Linked DNA regions of Homo sapiens: region 2 is linked to region 1. The links are chromatin contacts, found by Hi-C or POLR2A ChIA-PET in ENCODE. All regions are on one chromosome and are shown on one strand. Each heading gives the region's core, a stretch centred on a gene start or an enhancer-like site at or near the end of the contact. The rest is flanking DNA. Distances are from core to core; before and after follow the strand shown.

The links. A loop is a pair of places that touch in the nucleus more often than their neighbours do. ChIA-PET counts read pairs that join two places held with the same protein, here RNA polymerase II (POLR2A). Pooled maps may share reads with other maps.
Region 2: a map of ascending aorta shows a loop between it and region 1 (13-fold over the local background). The contact joins the enhancer-like site here to the promoter of XPO1 in region 1. A Hi-C loop is called at or near these places in 1 of 168 maps with a recorded cell type or tissue (ascending aorta) and 13 of 50 pooled maps. POLR2A ChIA-PET finds 5 or more read pairs at or near these places in 2 of 52 experiments (CD8-positive, alpha-beta T cell and activated B cell).

Annotation. Positions count from the first base shown.
Region 1 is chr2:61,535,294-61,543,104 of GRCh38, reverse strand. XPO1 (exportin 1) reads left to right here and starts at 4,749. Exons shown (of 25, transcript NM_003400.4): 1 at 4,749-5,543. RefSeq lists enhancers at 3,407-4,196, 4,765-5,024, 6,119-6,178, 6,899-6,958 and a silencer at 4,135-4,274.
Region 2 is chr2:64,745,066-64,752,876 of GRCh38, reverse strand. No RefSeq gene overlaps it. Among named protein-coding and RNA genes, the nearest start is that of SERTAD2, 95 kb to the right of the region's middle. RefSeq lists silencers at 1,155-2,154, 2,486-2,555, 7,097-7,176. Within about 2 kb of position 2,781, at least 36 of the 41 ENCODE cell types and tissues checked have a DNase peak (open chromatin) inside an H3K27ac peak, as active enhancers do; they include CD8-positive, alpha-beta T cell and ascending aorta, where a contact is called at or near this core.

The DNA of each region.
Region 1 (7,811 bases), core at 3,500-5,999:
AATGTCTTGTTGGGGAAGTGCCCTCAGTTTGAGAACTACTGAAATAGATTCACTGACTTTGCTAGGTTCTTCATTTTTTTCTAGTCAGAGCACCTGATAAAATAGGTTTTTTGGTTTTTTTTCTGATTTTTCTTTTTTTTTAAATTTTCGTTTATTTTTCACATTTTTCCATGACTCCATATATAATTTTTCTTTTTTTTAAAGACAGTCTTGCTCTGCTGCCCAGGCTGGAGTGCAGTGGCTTGATCACAGCTCATTGTAGCCTGAATCCTGGGCTCACGGGATCCTCCTGCCTAAGCCTCTTGAGTAGCTAAGACACAGATATGTGTCATCATGCCTGGGTTAATTTTTTTAGTTTTGTAGAGCCAAACTCTCATTTATGTTGCCCAGGCTGGTCTTGAACTCCTGGCCTCAAGTGATTCTCCCACAGTAGTCTCCCAAAGCACTGGTATTCCAGGCGTGCACTACCACGTCTGGCTAATTTTTTGTATTTTTGTAGAGATGGGATTTCGCCATGTTGGCCAGGCTGGTCTCAAACTCCTGACCTCAAGTAATCTGCCCGCCTCAGCCTCCCAAAGTGCTAGGATTACAGGCATGAGCCACCTCGCCCAGCTCATTTTATTTTTATTTATTTATTTATTTTGAGATGGAGTCTCACTCTGTCACCAGGCTGGAGTGCAGTGGCATGATCTCGGCTCACTGCATCCTCTGACTCCCTGGTTCAAGCGATTCTCCTGCCTCAGCGTCCCGAGTAGCTGGGATTACAGGCATGTACCATCACGCCCAGCTAATTTTTGTATTTTTAGTAGAGATGGGGTTTCACCATGTTGGCCCAGATGGTCTCGATCTCCTGACCTTGTGATCCACCTGCTTTGACCTCCCAAAGGCTGGGATTACAGGCATCAGCCACCACCATGCCTGGCCCATAATGAGATGTTTTTGTGCAAGAAAGAAATGGCATATCTTTTCAATCCACAGATACCAACTTTAGTTTCCCTACTCTATTTTGCTTCTTATATATTGCAACGGACAGAATATTTGTGTCCCCTGAAAATCAGTATGTTGAAATCCTAAACCCTAATGTGATGGTATGAGGAGATAAGGCCTTTGGGAGTCAGTAGATAACGAGGGTAGGGTCCTCATGAATGAAATTAGCGTTCTTATAAAAGACACCCCAGAAAGCTCTCTAGCCTTTTTTCCCCCTTCACAAGAGAGTACAGGAAGAAGTCACCGGTCTGCAACCCGAAGAGGGCCTTTGCCAGAACCTAAACCATGCTGACGCCCTGGCCTCAGACTTCCAGCCTCCAGTACTGTGAGAAATAAATGTTGTTTAAGCCACCCAGACTATGGTACTTTGTTACAGCAGCCTAAACTGACTGTTACAGCAGACCTATAACCCTATCTCATTATTTTTATTTTTGGCCTAGAAGTACTTCAACCAAAACAGCTATAGCTTCCTCTGTCCTGTCTGAGAATGGTCCAAGTTAAGTGATACACTTCTCTCATTTCTCCATGAGTAAGAGATTCTTGGGACCCATTGTTCAATGTCACCTCATAGAAGAACTGTACAGATTTCTCAGACTATCAAACTGTAACTCCTAGATTTAGCAGCCTTGTCACCTACTTTTTCACTATGTTCTCAAAAGGTAGCAACTCACCTGCAGGCAACTGCTGATTCTGCTCCTGATTGATTTGAGGCTTCACAGACTCTACGTAGATTATTCACTGGGGTCTTAACATCACAGACAGAATACTCATAATTTTCCATAAATATTCTCCACACTAAATTGAGCTTGATGGAAATAGGGGTGCAACCCATACTTTATCTTCCCAGGTCAATTTTTTCTTGAAATGAGTATCCTGACTGGGCAAGGTGGCTCAGGCCTATAATCCCAGCACTTTGGGAGGCTGAGGCAGGAGGATCACTCGCCTACAGGAGTTTGAGATCAGCCTGGGTAACATGGCAAAACCCCTTTCTACAAAAAAAAAAAAAAAATATATATATATATATATATATATACACACACACATATATTTACATTTATATGTATATATTTACATATATATGTATTACATATATGTATATATTTATAATGTATAATATATATTATATATATATATATTTATTTACAAAAAACTAGCTAGGCATGGTGGCATGCATCTACAGTTCCAGCTGCTCAGATGGCTGAGTCAGGGAGGATCCTTTCAGCCTGGGAGAGACACAGTGAGATACTTTTTCCAAAAAAAAAAAAAAAAAAAGATCCTTTCTCTCTCACCCTGTTTTAGCATCATACACAATCACACTTTTGTCAGAGTTAGATTGGTAATTTTTTTTGAGACAGTGTCTCACTCTGTCACCCAGGCTGGAGTGTACAGTCTGCATGATGGCATCATCACAGCTCATGCAGCCTCAACCTCTCAGGCTCAAGTGATCCTTTCACCTCAGCCTCCCGAGTAGTTGGGACTACAGGCGCATGCCACCATGCCCAGCTAATTATTGTATTTTTGGTAGAGACCAGGTTTTGCCATGTTGCCCAGGCTGGTCTTGAACTTCTGGGCTCAAGTGATCCTCCCACCTTTGCCTCCCAAAATGCTGGGATTACAGGCCTATGGTAAAATTGATTTTGTTATATGTCCTTGTAGGTTTTTTTTATTGTTGTTTGTTTGTTTTGAGAACGAGTCCCGTTCTGTTGCCCAGGCTGGACTGCAGTAGCGTGATCTCCGCTCACTGCAGCCTCTGCCTCCCGGGTTCCAGCCATTCTCCCCGCTTAGCCTCCCGAGTAGCTGGGATTACAAGTGCCCACCACCACGCCAGGTTAATTTTTGTATCTTCAGTAGAGAGGGGTTTCACCATGTGGCCAGGCTGGTCTCGAACTCCTGACCTCAAGTGATCTGCCTGCCTCGGCCTCCCAAAGTGCTGGGATTAAAGGCATGAACCACCATGCCTGGCCTATCCTTGTGTTTAAAGTCGCAGTTTCCAAGATCCTCTCCATGACCATGTTAAGTGAGGATTTACTGTATTTGCATATACTGTATTTGTAAACTTCCCGTTACTTTCATCTCTAGATTGCTTATAATACCTTATACGATGTAAACTTTAAATCATCTCTACATTGCTTATAATGCCTTATACAATGTAAATGCTATGTAAATATACTGCATTGCGTTTTATTTTGTATTATTTTTATTGTTGTTGTTGTTTTTTAATGTTTTCCACCCAGGGCTGGTTGAAACTGAGGATGGGGAACCCAGGATACAGAGGGCCCACTGCACATCATATATCATACATAGTACATTATATATGTATTATATATGTATATAAAATGGCTTGATATTATTCATTTATGTAATGAATAAAAACTTAGGTCTGAAAATCATCCAAAATAATTCTGGTACATCTAAACATTGAGTTGTTGCGTTTTTCTTTATTGGAGGGGGAGTTAGAATAAGTGGTGCTTTGAGGTTAGCCATAGTCCATCGTGGATGAACATTTGCTAAAGAAAATTGTTATTAATTCAATAAATCATTTATCTACCTCTTGGTGGCACAAAGGGCCTAGTAAATTTTGGTGGGCTATTTGCTCTTAAGCAAAGAACAATCTGTAAAGCTGATTTGGAGGACGCTTGGGAACAAACGAGAGGCAACCACGTGAAAGGCAACGTGCATGTGACTTTCACAGAAAATACTATTTGATGATGATTTAGTACGTGAAGTGCAGCTAGGGTAAAAGGAAAATCTGAGTGTTGCAGATCAAGGGCACCAGGTGGGACGCAGTTGGCATGCAAGCTCAGCCAGCCAAAACATGCGCTGTCAAACCAATCACTTGGGATTACAATGTTTTGGTTTTCAGGAAAGGTTGCTTGTTGAAGCAGCCAAATTCCAGCCTGGAGAGACAGAGTTGAAATTTTAAGGAGACTTTCCCAAGAAGTATTTCGATATCTTTTCCGACACCCTGAGAAGATCACGAGGCGCCAAGAATGCACGCCCTGCGCCTCACCCCAACCCCTCTCTCAGCTACCTGGCCCCAAAACCAGGCCTCTAAAATGGATTAGAGAGGTCTGGGGCCTAAAATTGGCCTCGGAAGCGTTCTTTTTCCCTCTTTTCTCCACCCCTTCCAGAGTTCAAAACTGGGTGTGCCCTCCCTTTTCCGAACGCAGCCCCCATCCGAAGGGCGGATCCTGATTCCCGCGGGCTCAGGCCCCCGCAGGTTGGCGGGAGCCGGTGGGGGCGGGCCGGCCGAGTCCGGGGGAAGCAAAGAGAACGCTGCCGCGCGCCCCGATCAAACTCGCGCCGCCACCAGCTCACGAGCTGCGCCCCACCCTCTCCGTCACCGAAGAGGCCCAGCCAATGAGCGGGCGAGAAAGGCCGGGCCTGCGAACTAGGCACCGGGAGGGAGAGGGCCGCAGGGGGAAGGGAAGTCGAGAGCTCGAGGGCGGGCTGCTCTTGATTGACAGCTCGTTCGAACGAATCCTCCACGCGGCTTTCCTTCGCTCTCTTTTCTACTCATCCCTGCTCTTCGTCCCACCTCCTCCTCCTCCACCCCTCTCCTCTTGCCTTTCGACCCTCCCCACTTCCCCTCCCCCACTCTGCGGGCAAATCGCTGCTGAAAAGAGGTAGGGGCCGAAGCGGCGGGCTCGTGTGGAGCCGTGAGGCGGGATTGACTGGCGCTCGGGCCAATGAGAGATAGGCTCATGGCGCGGCTGTAGCTGGAACTGACCAATAGGAGGGCGGGCTGGGGGCGGAGGCCCAGGTTCCAAACGCTCCGCGGCGCCATGGGCTGAAAACTCAACCGAGATGGAATCTCCCAGTCTGAACCGGTTTCAACCGGTTCCGAGTTTGAGGCACTAGGAGGAGGGGGAGAAGCGGCTGCAGCGGCCGCGGCAGGAGCAGCGGGAGCTACAGCATCAGCAAGAGCAACAGTAGCTACAGCCCCGGCGGCGGTGCCTGTTCCAGTCTTTGCTGCTGCAGTCCGTGCAACCACCCAGAGGGGGAGGGGGGAACCACCAGTCGCTGAGGAACAAGAGAAGGGGGGAAAGTTTAGGCGAGCCTTGGGGGGGGGGGGGCCAGCGCCGGAGCCGCGTGAGAGAGGGAGCCGTGTTTTGGTAGGGGGGAGTCGGACTGCAACTGGCAGCAGAGCGTCTCCCCGGCCGTGTGGACTCTACACCCCCTACTCCTGCCGCTTCTGCTGCTGCCTGTGGCTGGAGGGTCCCCCTGGGGCTGAATCTTTGGGACTTGACCCCGTTCCCTCCCCCTTCCCTCACTCCCCAGCCGGGCGGGAGCATTTATTCCCCAGATTAATTCCCCTTTTGGGGGGGGGCGGGTGTGTGTGTGTGTGTGTGTGTGTGTGTGTGTTGGGGGAAGCGTCCCTGAAATAGTAAATATTATTGAGCTCTTTTTGCCCTTTTCCTGTCCGTTTTTTTAATTTCCTTTTTTGAGGTGGGAAAACTGAAACCCACCTTGATTCGTCCCCTCTCCCCCCTCCCCACCTTCCCTCGCCCTAATCCCCCAACGAGGAAGGAAGGAGCAGTTGGTTCAATCTCTGGGTAAGTCGACTGTGTCTTCGGGGCCGAGGGTCGGGCGGCGGCGCGGCCGGGCGGGCGGGAGGAGGCCGGCGTGGGGCGCGGCGGCGGCGGCCGCGGGAAGCGAGCCCGGGAGGCGGCGGGCGGGCCGGGGGCGCGGCGGGCCCACAGCGGAGCCTGCGATTGAATGGAGCCGCTTTTGCCGCTGGGGGATGGAGGCGGGGAGGCGGCCTCGGGAGGGGAGCGCTTGCTGGGTCATTCGCGTGTGCGGGTGGCGGTGGAGGAAGGCGAGGAGTGTGATAGTGAAGCGGGGCCCCGCGCGGGGTGGGAGGGGTTCCCCAGCCCCTGGGGCTGGGGAGAAGTTGGGGTGATTTCAGGAACATCTCTGTAAATTATTAGGAGTGGAAGTTTCCAGAAATATTTAGTGCAGCAGCATTGAAACGTCCGCCTGCATCACGTGGCCCCCTCGGTGGAGAGCTTGGGATGGGGGAGGGAGGGGCTGCCGACTCCCTGTTCCTCCAGCAAGGAAACTCGAAAGCTCTCCGGTTTTGCAGAGTGGCATGTGAAGTAGGAAAGATCAGTTTTTCAGGGGCCTGCACATGGGATTCCGTCTTGTAGTTCCTTTTCAGGGGTTTGAATGTGATAAGTTGGTTAAACCATTTACTGTTGGCCTTGTACAGTGGAGGATGCCCTGATTCTCCTTCATTCCGATGTCTGTGAGTTTGGGTTGGGTGGGAGGAAGTGGTGTAGTAGAGGAAGCATTCAGTACTGGCTCAGCCCGGACCTCCTCTGATCACGCCGAGGCCATGCTGCATAGAGAAAGGGGCGGTGAACTTAAGGCGCCTGGTCTAAATGCCTCCTCCGAGTAAGGGCGGGGTGAGTGCGTGCTCCTGTGTGCTATAGTTAGAAGGGCTGCAAATCGGTTCGGGTGGGAAGCGAGGGGAGGGCGGGCCCTAATGAGGTGTGTTTTTCCTGAATGAAGCGGGCGATTGCCCACACAACCTAAGGAGCAGTCTTTCGCCTTGTAGCGACTTGTTTTTCACCTAGTGTGAAGTTATTAAGCAACGGTTATGATTTTCTGGGTTTTGTTTAGGAATTGGCATTGGGTGTCACTTGTAGAGTCACATTATCCATTAAGCTGGATAATCCCTAGTGTATGTTATCCAGTGAGTGGATTTTAGGATTGAAGAGCCCAATGGGAATGAGCGTTCGTGGTTACACCTCTCGCACTATGGCTTGTTTGCTGTCTGATTGTATATCTTAAGTGTGGGACACTGCTGTTAGTGGAAAGAATGTTTTGGAAGCGGTTTGATTTGGGGGACTAAATGTGCTTGGCATTGACCACAAAGCCGCCATTTCTGTACTATGTACAGTTCAGGAATAGGTAGGTGATTTCGAAGATAGCCGCTAGTTCTAAGGATGGCAAACTACTGTATTTAAATCCTTCTATTCTAAATCTCGTTTTTCACATCAGTCTAGTTCGGAGAATTTTATAAGAACAGTGTATTTGAAAATGAAACTTGTAAGAGTCATTTTCTTAATCCTTTTTTGTTTTAGCATTCAACTATGGTAGTAAATAGGTGAAAAGTTTGTTCAATATTTAACCGAAATATTTGAAAACTTTTGATACATGGATCTTGGTGCTTTGTGGACATTGCTTTTAAGCCTCAAATAATTAAGATTGTTCTGATCTTTTAAATTTTATGGTACTTGAAGGTGGAGGAGAGTTTACACATTCATTTGTGGAATATATATTTCCTCTCAGTATTTAGATCTTAAGGTTTTTTTGTGGTGTGTAACAAGTATTCTGCTGTTTAAAAACGTTTGTTTAATGCCTACTACGAAACGTTTTGAAGTCTCATCAGTTTTGTCAATAATGGACCAATTCTTGAACTCCTAATTTCTTGAGTTTTACATTATTTTTACATCATATCAATCATAGGTGACTCATCTTTTGGAGTTCTAATCTGTTGTAACAGACGTTATATTTAAATAAGACAATTGCATTAAAATAGAATTTGCTGCCATTATTGTTATGGACATTTTTAAGCTGTTATAAAATAGCCAGGAATTAATGACTTTTTTTCCGCCCTGCCAAGCTAGTTTGTCTAAATATAATGTAAAGAAATTAGCTACTCATTTTCTGGTCCACGAAAGTTCCTAAAATGGGAAGAAGTGGAGATCTGACCTTGTTAGTTCTAAATACACTAAACTGGGAGTGCCATGGATGGCTTTCAGGATGTCCTGAATCCTCTATAATTGTATACAAAATCGTGAGTTTTTAAAAACTGG
Region 2 (7,811 bases), core at 1,532-4,031, 3.2 Mb before region 1:
TGGGATGAGGACACTGGCCTTCCTGCACTGTGGAATTCCAAAGGAGTTTCAGCATACTGAGAGGCAACACATACACAAGCTGTGTGCTACAAGAAGTTTGTGGCACAGCTCATTTTTGTAAGTGGACTCAGGACTACTGAAAGAAATCATGGAGTAGGGCTAAAATCAGAAAGGGAAGAGAAAAGAAGTGTCAGGCTGTATGTCTTAACAGGCCCAGGGGAAGGATCTGTATCCTAAAATGACAATAATCAAGGAAGGTCCCAATATGACCAAAGTAAACCTTTGTGTTCACTTAGTATCTCTCTTCTGAATTCCAGAGCACTGTAGGTTTCAATTTCATATATATATTTGAAATATATACATATATATACATACACACACACGTATGTAAAGATTTCGCTCACTTCAAGACTCCAAAGCTAAATTATTCCTAGGTCTCTCCAGATGACTCCTTTGTGGAAAGGGGATGTCGGGTATTCTAAGTGAATTTGAGTAGAGATACAGTGTCTAATTTGCCTTTCCTTAGTTTCTTCACAGAAGCAATTGTCTTTAAGTCTCAAATTACGTGCAGAAATGCACCTGTGGGGAAGAAGGTGGGTTCTTGCCAGTGTATTTGCTTTAGTGAACATCTCCATTCAGGTTTATTGGTGGTTACAGTTACAGTACTTTCAAGTACAAGGGTGTGTAAAGGGTTAAGGTCTGTAAAATGATTGCTGGACAGTAGCCAAGAAACTGTGAAAAGCCATAACTCCTGGGAATCAGCAGGGAGGAGAAGATCTAGTAGTGGGTGCTGCGGAGCACCGACGTCAGGGTTCAAGGTGAGCCAGTGGGAGGAAGATCCGTGCGGGAGGGAGGGTTGGAGGAAGCTGAGGTATCGACATGCATTTACAGCTTCGCTCATACCAGGTTAAGAAGTGCCTTTTCCAGAAACTCAGTAAAGCAACAGGACGTATTCAGGAGCTGTTTCGACCTGCCCACACCCTACCCTGACTTTCCCAGAAAACAGGCAAGCAAGCAAGGGGCAAATGTCACGGCCAAGCCTCCCGCCTACGGCTTCCAGCCTCCTCAGATCCCAGCACACAGCCCCGCCGGACTTCCCCCGGAGCGGTCTCCAAGAGTGGGCACTGCGTGATCTGATTCACTCCAAATCTGGCTGTCCCCCGGGAGTGGGGTTTGGCCGTAGGGGCTCCCCGGCAGCGCCAGGCAGAGTCTGAGCAGCAGCCGCCGCCTGCACGCAGAGTTAGGAGCCAGCCTCCGCCGCCGCCTCCTCCTGCCGGATCAGAGTAGGCAGCACAGCCAGTCCCCATCGCTGTCACGCAGCCAGCAGCGGGCCGCCGCCCCCCCGCGCAGCCCCGGCCCTCACACTGTTATTTGCGTGACTGACCCGAGCCGCGCGGGAGGGGAGGGCTGGCCCGGAGAGGAGCTGGTGGAGAGGAGGAGGCCGGGCCCGCCCGCTCCTTCCCCTCTGGCCGGCTGCGGAAGCCCTCTCCTCCCCATTGGCCACACGCTCGCGTCCATCACTCCCGCGAGGCGCTCGGATTGGCAGAAGGCGCACTTCTGGAGCGAGGAGGGCCGAGTGACTCCGCGGGTCTCCGGCGCCTCCTCCTTCCCTCCACCCCACACTTGAACGTCCACCCACCTCTCCCCACCCCCCACTCCACTGCCCCCGCCCCGCTCGCGGCAGTGTCCTTAGAAGACTCATTGGGCCAGGGGTGCAGCCAGCCGCTTAACGAGCCGCGCCGCCATAGGTCGAGGCCCACGCCCGTCGGAACGATGGGCCTCACCATTGGGTAGCTCCGCTCCGCTCCGCCCCCTCAGCTCCTCACCCTCTCGTCGCCGCCTCCTAGCTCACCTCTTTCTCGGCCCCCTTACCCCGCCCGTCCCCGCCGCATCACCCCTGTCCAGCTGGGCGGGGATTGCTGTACGACTCTGTAAAGTCTGTGAGTCACTGCACAACCCATCAATCCAATTAAATGTCTTGAGCGAGCCGAGCAGGCGGTGCTGCCGCCCGCCGCCGCTCGCCCCGCCGCGGCCGCCCCTGCTCCTGCTTGCAGCGCCCCTCTGATCCATGGCTGTCTGTCTGTACTTGTTACGGTGTAACATCCTCCTCCTCCTTCTCCTCCTCCTCCTCGGGAGCCGCTGCAACTTCCCCTCAGCCAGCCTCCTCCTCTGCCTGGGGACTGCAAAGGCATGGGATAGACCCAGAGCCGCTTCCCTCTGTCTCCCCTCCAGCCCTCGCTCAATTTTCCCCCCTTTAAATTAAAGTCTGTTCCTCGCTCCTCGTCGTTTTAGAGATTTATTGGTTGGTCTATTATTTCCCCTGATTTTATTTTCCCTCTCTGGGGCAGAGATCGTAGGGGCCGGTGGGTTTATTTTAGGGAGGGGGCGCTCCATCACCCCACCCCTCCGTTTCTCCTTCTCCCTTTTCGGCCGTGACTTGATTTCCCCGCTCCTCTGCGCTCCCACCCCTCGAACTCACCGTCCTGTACTCGAGTGACGCACAGACACCCCCCGCCCACAGCCCAGACGCCCCCTCCCTCGCTGCCACCCCGACCCGTCTCGGAGCTGGACTGGGTGCCGACTTCTTCGCAGAAGGGTGAGTGCTGTGCTGGGTTGGGTGAGGAGGATCTGAAAAAATGTGGTGGCCGGTCCACTGTTGGGGAGGGCAGGGATCAGGTTGTGGGCTGCAGGTTCCCGGTCCGGCGTGGATTTAAGGTGGCGACTCCCTCCTTTCCTCCCTCCCTCGCTCCCGCTTCCTCCGCCCCTCAGCTCCTTATTCACCAGCCTTGCTGTATATCTAGGTATTGCCAGACTTCCACCATCGGGGCATTATAACGCTTATAAAACATTTGGTAATGGCATGCTTTCTGTCTTTAGGATGCTTAGAGAGCAGTGATAGCCACCAATGTGATCTGATAGATTCTATCACCTGCAAAAAGTGTAAAAGGGACGATGGGTACGTTTTCTTCTAATTCAAAGTTAAACTTTTATTCAATAAAGGCAAGGCAGAAAGGTATTTTTAATTTTAATGCGTGGCGATAGGGCAGCGATAAAGCAGAGAAAGACAGATTGTCTAGTGGCATTGCTTAGTGTTTTTATTTGAAAATAGTTTTATGGGTTCCCTATTGAAAAAATATCAAGTCCGTATCAAAGGTTATGAAGTCTTTGAACCTGTTGGGGGAAAGCAAGGTAAGATGGAAATCCAGCTTGACACTTCATCTTTAGCTCACCTCTGTTACAGGGAGGCATTACAACACAGAGTTTTAAATTTCTCAGTCACTGGACACAATGGAGCATGTTAAGGATATGAGAGAAATATGGATTATTTCTCTTTTGATATCCATCTTTTGTGTACTTCATTGCTTGTTCAGCAATGTCATACTACAGAATTTTGTAAAATTTTGATTTGGTTTCTTGGTTGTCCATAGCTCAGAAGTACAAATACCTGTCTATATATGCTTTATGAGGATGTTGCCATATGCATCTTTCATATTTTGTTTGAAATAAAAGTAAAAATTATGAGAAATAGTTGCTCAGAGTTGGCTTCTGAGGTTGCTTTTTAGAATTCAGCTGTTTTAAAATGGTATTACTCTTTTTGAGTCAAGTTCTGGGCTAGTTGTCCACAAGATTCAAATGAGGCCAAACCAAACATGTTTTGAAACATTAAAGTACAGGAAAGGCCTCTTAATAGTTCATTCTCTCCTTCTCTTTCAGAGTAACCAGAATAAGTTGTTACTAAATTTAATTTTAAAGAATAGACTGTTCCTGTACCGAAATCTGCCAAGTTGCTACAGAAATATTTCTTTTTAAAGAGCAGAAATGTGTTTATGATCAGCCCAAAGTAGTAAAGATGAAAAGTGACTTAAATGTAAATGCTGTCTTAAAGAAATGCTTGTCATAAGCCCCAAAACCTTCCAGAGTGTTTCAGGAAGACTTACACAAAACCTTTTTGAATTGTTTAGTAAATTTTATCATGTGACCTTTTTTATGAGTGTAAGACTGAATTATTGAAAGACCTCATAGCACAAGGGAGCCATGCTGCCAGAGTTTGAATCTTACCACCATCCCTCACTGGCTGTGTGACCTTGGGGGACGTTTCTAACCTGGCTTTTGTGGGTTTTGTCCTGTAGATGGAAAGAATGACTTCTCAAGGGGTTGTTGTAAGGTTGCATGAGAGTACATGTCACAGAGCACTCCAGGTTAGCTACCCCATCATCACCAGCAGTCTTAGAGAGGTGTCTAGTGTAGTGGTTAAGAGTAGGACCTCACGCTGGTTCATGCCTGTAATCCTAGCACTTTGGGAGGCTGAGGTGGGAGGATGGCTTGAGCTCAGGAATTTGAGACCAACCTGGTCAAGATGGTGAGATCCGGTCTCTACAAAATAATTAAAAAAAAAAAAAAAAAAAAGTGGGGCTTCCAGAACCAGATTCCGTAAGTTTAAACCCCAGCTTTTCCTCATTATCTTTGTGACCTTGGCCAAGTTAGCCTCAGTTTCCTCATCTGTAAAATGGAAATAATAGCACCTACTTCATAGGGTTATTGTGATCGCACAGAATGAGTTAATATATGCAAAGATCTTGAGTAGTCTTTGGTGCATCTTTGCAAGTTTAACTCTTATGTGCTTTGCATATCTTGAAATATGAATATGTTTTTTAGACAATTTTTTGTAAAGATAAATTTATTGTTATCAATAAAATAATCAAAATTTTTATCAATATGCCTAATGTTTTATGAGATTTATACTTTTAATCTAGAGTTTGTATGACTCTTTAAGAAATAGAGCTACTGGACCAGGCACAGTGGCTCATGCCTGTAATCCCAGCACTTAGGGAGGCTGAGGTGGACTTTGAGCCCAGGACTTTGAGACCAGCCTGGGCAACACAGCAAAACCCCGTCTCTACAAAAAATACAAAAATCAGCTGAATGTGGTGGCACATGATTGTAGTCCCAGCTACTGAGCCCTGGAGGTGGAGGCTGCAGTGAGCTGTGATTACGCCACTGCATGCACTCCAGCTTGGGCAACAGAGACCCTGTTTTTTTTTCTTTTTCTTTTTCTTTTTTTCTTTTTTTTTTTTTTTTGGAGACAGAGTCTCTTTCTGTCGCCCAGGCTGGAGTGCAGTGGTGCAGACTTGGCTCATTGCAACCTCTGCCTTCCAGATTCAAGCAATTCTTCTGCCTCAGCCTCCTGAGTAGCTGGGATTACAGGTGTGCGGCACCACGCCCGGCTAATTTTTGTATTTTTAGTAGAGACACAGTTTCACCATGTTGGCCAGGCTGGTCTTGAACTCCTGACCTCAAGTGATCCACCCCTCTTGGCCTCCCAAAGTGCTGGGATTACAGGCATGAGCCACTGTGCTTGGTAAGACCCTGTTTCAAAAAAAAAAAAAAGAAATTTAGCTATTGAATGAATTGAGTTGATCCCCTTTCATTTAAACTTGCATAATAGAATGTACATACCTCTATTAAAGTGTAATACATATCACACATTTGCTGTTATCTGTGGTTTTCCCTCCTGTTAAACAAAGCTCTTTGAGGGTAAGAATAGTATTTCATTTATAATTTAATCTCCAGTGCCCAGTACCTTTTATTTAAAGAAGCTTAATTAATGCATGTGAAATTAATTAAATAATGCTACTCTCATGTTTATAGTAGTTGAGTGACATTATAAGTGATACTTATACAAATATAAGTAATACTATTATTTGTATTATTGAATTGAATTTTCACTTTCTCAATTTTTGCAAATAGAGAATAAATGAGAGGAATTACAGTATAATTTACTCTTCATTATGGAACTATTTTTTATTTTCAAGGTTAAACAGAAAATAGTCTGAAAAGTATGCCTGTCATATCCTTCTTTGATACCTGACATGTCCAGTTTTTAATCATAAAATCTGACTCCCACACTTTCTGTCATTAAGTTGGATGTTGTTAATAATTAATATGAATTATATGAATTAGATTTGGAATGTCCCAAAAATGATGATATGATGTTATTATCTGTTACAGATTAATAATAATAATGTATCAGCCTAATCCTGTGAAATTTAAAATGGCATCATTTCCTTAGGGACCACATCCTTATTCTCTTTCCATTCAAGAGTGAAACTTTCTCTTGAGCAGTCTTAATAAATAATTAGCTATTGAAATAGCTGCACTAAATAGTGTGGCAGGAATCATAAAGGAAGCATATGTAATTAGTAAATAAAACACACTCTAAACTTTACCATACGCTTAATATGGTTACTCAATTGGGGAATATATTTTTCAAAATAAGCAAAGTTCATGGGGCCTACCGCCTGCCTCATTTATAGAATCATTCTATTTTACTTGTCAATAAAATCCAGTCTAATTACTGAGCCCTCTGAAGTTATAAAAAGCCAGAATTATCTTTCATTAGAGATCCTTGGTAATAAAATCTGAATACTAATCTACTCAGAATTGTTACAGTGTTCCATCACATTGTTAAAACTTTTCAAACACATATATGAAATATCTATTACAATGTGGGCAATTTTGTGTATATAAATCTTCGTTTAACCAAATCATCAGTTACCCAGTTCAGTTGAATATATTACATTTTCATTGGCTAAAATAATTAATTTAGAAAACTTGCCCTTTTTTGTTTTGATACATTTAAAGCAGCTAATCTACAGTGAAACTTTAAAAAATAATAATTTATAAGCACTTAGAACCTATGCTTAAGTGTTTGGTTGCAAGATCGAAAGTCTATTTTTCACTTGACACATTTTAGCGTGCCATTTATTCTATAGGTCACACCTCTTTCTTTCTTTCAGCTTTTTTTTTTGTGAGGACATTTGGGTATTTATTAGTGTTTTACAGACATATACAATTTCCGCAGGTTTTTTTTTTAAACAATGTTTGTTGTGTACAATTATTTGGAAAGAAGAGCAAGGAAGGGTAGAAATAACCTTTGAGGCTTGCGATTTCTATCCTTGTCTTCTAACATTAGGAACATGGATAACTATCTATACACTTTGTCAGTAATCAAAAGGAGAAGAAAATAACGTATGCATTATCTTATGGCATAAACTCAGAATTAAGGTCCATGAAGTTCTATACTGAGTGATGCTACTGATTGGCATGTGACCTTGAGCATTACACTTAACCTTTACCACTCTCCATGAGTGAAGGCAGTTACCCTCTGCTCACTCACAGAGGAAGTTGTAGGGGTCAGTTGTAAGTGCTTTTTAAAAGCATTTGAGAAGGACACAATGCAAGCAAATACAAAGTAAACATTAGCATTTATAAATGAATATTTGTTCATCATTATTTAAAAATTGTGACCTTTCAGATTTTTTACCTAATGGGCATTTTTCCTTTTAATTTTATATGTGAAGAGACTTCTTACTAGTATGTTCACAAAAATATATATATGGTACCTTTTAAAGAAGCAATGAACTTTGGTTTAGCTGAATGGGGTTTTAAATGTTGTAACACTGAGATTTTGGTACATCCTGGGTTATAACAGATGTTGATATTTTTGAGAACAAACTTCAGGTATCTTGAGAGTTAATACATTTTATTAAGTTAAAGTTTATAAAACTTATATTTGCATTGCAGGAAAACATGTTCAGACTTAGATTCCATTAGCAGTGTATTTAAATAGAAAAATTAATCATATTATTTACTTTTAAATTTCGAAAGGATTACTTGGCTGTAGGACCCATCTTGTTTTATTTTATATTTTTATTTTTTTGAGAAGAATGGAATCCCTGGAAAGGACCCTTCTTTATACTAACTTTTTTTTTTTTTTACCTTGAATGCAGTGAAATATGCATTATTTCAAA